Regions from separate parts of the Homo sapiens genome. Here region 2 is linked to region 1. A link is an interaction called in ENCODE POLR2A ChIA-PET data of the cell type or tissue named here. Cell type or tissue: A673. All regions are shown on one strand. Links, peaks and the distances in the headings refer to the core of each region. The heading gives the core; the rest is flanking DNA. Region 1 has its middle 28 kb from the start of SCYGR1. Region 2 overlaps AGFG1 (ArfGAP with FG repeats 1).

What was found. Peaks named below come from ENCODE experiments on the same cell type or tissue, not always from the same donor. Only the 100,000 strongest peaks of a DNase experiment are listed, where the experiment ranks them.
Region 2: POLR2A ChIA-PET joins it to region 1 with 5 read pairs; 12 of 35 experiments call an interaction of 5 or more read pairs at or near these places.

Annotation. Positions count from the first base shown.
Region 1 is chr2:227,414,402-227,417,221 of GRCh38, reverse strand. No RefSeq gene overlaps it. Among named protein-coding and RNA genes, the nearest start is that of SCYGR1, 28 kb to the right of the region's middle. In A673, for the core only: no CTCF peak of the experiment used is centred there; DNase peaks (open chromatin) are centred at 981 and 1,491; H3K27ac peaks cover 2,495 bases.
Region 2 is chr2:227,483,711-227,486,530 of GRCh38, reverse strand. All of the region lies in intron 1 of AGFG1 (ArfGAP with FG repeats 1), which reads right to left. Among named protein-coding and RNA genes, the nearest start is that of AGFG1, 13 kb to the right of the region's middle. In A673, for the core only: no CTCF peak of the experiment used is centred there; no DNase peak of the experiment used is centred there.

The DNA of each region.
Region 1 (2,820 bases), core at 269-2,768:
CATAGACGTAGGCCCTTCACTGTCAGGGACCAAGTCTGATTTGCCTTGGCCCTCCCCGCACCTAAGGTGGTACTTGGCACACATTATTTGCTTCATAAATGTTTACTGAGTGAATAAATGATTGAACAAATGAGAAAAACAAATGGAGATTCAAGAGGCGAGGCATTTATGGAGAAAAGATTTGAAGAAAAAAGAACACAGAGATGGCAAAGCTTGTATTTTTAGTATCCCTTCATCTGTTCCTTGGCAACTCCTATGTGAAAAGTGGCAGAGACAGAGTCAGGAAGCCTCGCTCCAGGTTTAGAAAACATTGTCAGGGTGGCAGAAAATCTAGTCCATTCCTTCCTGCTGACCCAACTCAGTCAACAGTTCCTTGCTTGGGAACATGAGGTTCAGATGCTGACATTTTTAAACAGCTGTGGCTTAAATAACCCCAAGAATTTCAGTATCCAGAAATAAAGGGAAGAGAAAAACTGGGTATGAGACTGGGTAAGTCAGATACAGCCACAGAAACGCACGGGGGAAGACCACACCTGGAAGCAAGGTTTTGCCATGAGGAATGATGAACACCAGTGAGTTCAGACTAATTTCGACCTTCACCCTTGCCCTTCACCCCTGCCCTTCACCCTGGCCATGGAGTCTCACCAGAGCAGGAGTCATTAACAGGGGTCCTATGGTGGGGTCCAAACCACAGGCAAAAAAAAAAAAGAAAAATCTGTGTTTTTATTTTTTTTTATTTGAATTAGTTGCCAAGATTTAGAAATTAGGAAATTTCACATCAAATCTGGATTTCCGGCTTCTTGTGAAAAAGCAGAAGATTTGGGAACAGCTGGCCTATGTTTCCTCATAACCACAATGGGCTGGGGGCGGTGGGGCGGAGGACGGTGTTTTCTCTGCCTAACTGGCTTCACTCCTTAACCCACGCTCCTGGACCTGCAGACACCGGTATTGGCAACCCTTGTGTCTCTGGGCACTACCCTGAAGAGGCCTTCAAGGAAATGAAGCTGACTGTGACGGCTGACTTCTGCAATATATTTCTGAGAGGATAAAATTATACTAACGAGCCATTCTGTTGAGTAGAAATCGAAGCTTCCTGGAGCTTCTCAATGATAAGCTCAAACAGTGAATGTCACAATACTATAATTGTCTTGGGTGATGTAAAGATACAAGGGCCAGTTATACATAAGACCAATTGTTCCTCTCTTTGCTCTGATCTGTTTGGCCCATTCTATATCATGTATATATCTGGGTCACATGTCCAAATGAAGGTAGGTTTTATCCACATTTATAAATGATTATGAGTTTACCAAAACTCAAAATAAGAAAATGTTGCTGCGAGAAATGGTCTAAAAAATTGGCTGAATTATGAAATTTGTACTTATTTGAAATACCATTTCCTACTGACATTTCCCTTCCGGCTGCCTTGGCATTAATGTAAGAATTATTTATGACTCAGCATTTCCCCACAACAGCTGCCCACAGGGCAGAGCATGAACTGAAGAAAAGAAAAGAACCATGCTGACTTTACTGTTTGAGCTCCAGCCCTCCTGGCTGAGGGGAGGCAGCCTGCTCTCAGGGGGTAGGGCAGGGAACAGGAGTCACTGGTGCTGACTGGGGTTCAAATCCTGACTCTGGGATGTACCAGGTATATGACCTTGAAACAATTGTCTGTATCAGGGATTGGCGAATCATTTCTTTTTCTCTTTCTTTTTCTTTCTTTCTTTCTTTTCTTTTTTTTTTCTTTCTTTCTTTCTTTCTCTCTCTCTCTCTCTTTCTTCTTTCTTTTTTTTTTTTTTTTTTTTTTTTGAGACAGGGTCACACTCTGTAGCCCAGGCTGGAGTGCAGTGGCACGATCATGGCTCACTGCCGTCTCAGCCTCCTAGTTTCAAGTGATCCTCCTGCCTTAGTCTCCTAAGTAGCTGGGACTACAGGTGCATGCCAGCATGCCTAATTTTTTTTTTTGGTTGGCGGGGGCGGGTCGTGGGTATTTTTTTGTAGAGATGGGGTTTTGCCATGTTGCCCAGGATGATCTCAAACTCCTGAGCTCAAAAGATCCACCAACCTTGACCTCCCAAAGTGCTGGGATTACAGGTGAGCTACCATGCCTAGCCTTGGCAAACAATGTCTGTGGAGAGCCAGCTACTGAATATTTTTGGCCTTGCTCACCATACAGCTTCTGTTGTAACTACTCAACTCTGCAACTTGTGTAGTGCAAAAATAGCCAATGGGCTGCTAGGGCTGCCATAACAAAGAACCACAGATTAGGTGCCTTAAGCAACAGAAATTTATTTCCTCACAGTTCTGGACGCTGGAAGTCCGACAACAAGATATTGGTAAGGTTGGTTTCTCCTAAGGCCTCTCTCCTTGGCTTGCAGATGGCCATCTTCTCCCTGTGTCTTCACGTGGCCTGCCTTCTGTGTCTGTCTGTCCTAATCTCCCCCTCTTTATCAGGATTAGGGCCCACCTTAATGACCACATTTTAACTTATTCACCTCTCTAAAGACCCTATCTCTATCTCCAGATACAGTCACATTCTAAGGCACTGGAGTTAGGACTTCAGCATATTAGTTTGGGAGGGACACTATAGTTAATAATAATATTGTATTGTGGCCGGGCACAGTGGCTCACACCTATAATCCTAGCACTTTGGGAGGCTGAGACAGGAGGATTGCTTGAAGCCAGAAGTTCGAGACCAGCCTAGGCAACATTGTGAGATTCCCGTCTCTACAAAAGGTATAACATAAATTTAAAAAGAAATTAGCCAGGTGTGGTGGCACAAAACTGTAGTCCTGGCTACTCAGGACACTGAGGTGGGAGGAT
Region 2 (2,820 bases), core at 269-2,768, 69 kb before region 1:
AAATAAACTATATAATATAAAGCACTCTTATATGAACTGGTTGGCAAAATGTAAGTTAATAAGGCAGTAGGAAATTAATATGTATACAGTATCTAGACTGGCACTTTACATATTTAATCTCATTAATTTCTACTTCCAACAGTATGGCAAACTGAAAAGGCTCCTCTACTACAATATGATAGTCCATAAATTACCCCCCGAAAACCCTACGACTATTAACATACTATTGAACTTTTCAGAAAGGGAAATCTCTAAGGATCCCCCACCCCACAGAAAAGAAAGACAAAAAATTAAAAATTAAGCTGAAACCAGAAATGTGTCCCATGTTATACACAAGAAGCAATGTTGTTCAGAAAGCAAGTGCCAACAATAGCCAAGGCGAGATGAGAGAGCTCAACCTCAGATATCTCTCTTAAGTTAAACCTAAGACCCTGGATGGGAAATAAAATACCTTCAGGTTACATAGGATCCTAGGATCCCATGAACACGCAAATTCTCTCTAAAGGAATGCATTTTCAATTTAAGCTATCAAGATTTCCAAATATTAAGTTCAATAAAATATGAGGCTGCAGTAAAAATTATCGCACAAAAATGAAACAAACCAATGAGCTTGAGTCAGTAAATGCAAAAGATTAACACCACCTCCCTCCAAGACTAGCTATCTGAATTACCAGTTACGAAATATAGTATATAGGAAACATTAAATGAAAGATGGAGTAAAAATGAGCAGGAAATATGTAATTATCAGAATGAGGCAAATTTAAAAATCAGAATTTTCAGAAATGAAAAATTATAAATGTGGAAATTAAAAATTCACCAAATCAGGTAGAGAGCAGATTAGACATAACTAGAGAGAATTAATGAACTGGAAGGTAACACTGAAGTGATAATGACTGAGATTTTTTTCAGATCCAATAAAAGTCATGCATCTACAGATATAAAAAGCACAGCTCATCAAAATCTGGATAAATAAAATCCAATTTAAAAACAATTTGGGCTGGGTGCGGTGGCTCACACCTGTAATCCCAGTACTTTGGGAGGCTGAGGCAGGTGGATCACCTGAGGTCAGGAGTTCCTGGCCAACCTGGTGAAACCCCATCTCTACTGGAAAAAAAAAAAAAAAAAAATTAGCTGGGCATGGTGGCGGGTGCCTGTAATCCTAGCTACTCAGGAGGCTTAGGCAGGAGAATCACTTGAACCTGGGAGTTGGAGGTTGCAGTGAGCTAAGATCACGCCATTGCACTCTAGCCTGAGCGAGACTCTGTCTCAAAAAAAAAAAAAAAAAAAGAAACGATTCGGTGAAACTTCAAAGACAGAGAAGATCTTAAAAGCAACTGGAATGAAAATATAGGGAACAAAATTTGGCTCGTAGTAGACTTCTCAATGGAAGGGAGAAGACCATGGAATATTATCTTCAAGTGGTAAGAAAAAATAACTTGTGAATCCAGCAAAGCTATGTTTGAAGTATAAGATCAAAATAACAGTATCTTCAGATAAAAAACAAAACAAAAAAACCCACTAGGCTAGGTACGGTGGCTTATGTGTGTAATCCCAGCACTTTAGGAGGCCAAGGTGGGCAGATCACCTGAGCTCAGGAGTTCGAGACCAGCCTGGCTAACATGGTGAAACCCCATCTCTACTAACAACAAAAATACAAAAATTAGCCGGGCATGTTGGCGCACACTTGTAATCCCAGCTACTGGGGAGGCTGAGGCAGGAAGATCACTTGAACCCAGGAGGCAGAGGTTACAGTGAGCCAAGATCGTACCACTGCACTCCAGCCTGGGTAACAGAGTGAGACTCCATCTCAAAAAAAAAAAAAAAAAAAAAAAAAAAAAAAAACAAAAAAAAAACTAAGAGATCTTCATTAAAGAAGCTTATACTGTATATACTTTAAGAAGAAAAATGACCCAAGAAAGTCTTGAGATGCTAAGGGGTAAGCAAACTGTAAACTGGCAAATCTAAACAAATATCATCTTATTACAGTAACATCCAACTAACAGAAGGAAAAAAGGGACAAATAATATGTTTACCAACAATAACACTTAAATGAGCCAGGCGCGGTGGCTCACACCTGTAATCTTAATCCCAGCAGGCGGGTGGATCACTTGTGATCAGGAGTTCGAGAGCAGCCTGGCCAACATGGTTAAAACTCCATCTCTACTAAAAATAGAAAAATTAGCCAGGTGTGGTGGCAGTCCTCAATCCCAGCTACTCAGGAGTCTGAGGCAGCAGAATCACTTGAACCTGGGAGGCAGAGGTTGCAGTGAGCCGAGATCACGCCACTGCACTCCAGCCTGGGCCACAGAGTAAAACTCCGTCTCAAAAAAAAAGAAACACCACTTAAATGAAACTACTTTGTATTTTTAAAGACCTTGTATTAACAGAAGATTAAAATACTGATTAACTCTGGAATGTTAATATCAATAGTACAATTTCAATTGTGACCATAAAAGAAAATGGAGGGTGGGGGTAGGGGGGAGGGATAGCATTAGGAGATATACCTAATGTTAATGGGTGCAGCACACCAACATGGCATGTGTATATATATGTAACAAACCTGCACGTTGTGCACATGTACCCCAAAACTTAAAGTATAATAAAAAAAAGAAAACGGAATTCCACAAGTAAAAGGGAAAAATCAAAACAAAACCAAAAAAACTTGGCCAATTTTTTAATTAAACATGCATGTGCCATACAACCTAGCCCTAGATATTTACCCAAGTGAAATGAAAACTTACGTTCACCCAAAAACTTGAGCATAAACATTTACAGCATTTCCATTCATATATATCAAAAACTAGAAACTCCTCAAACAGA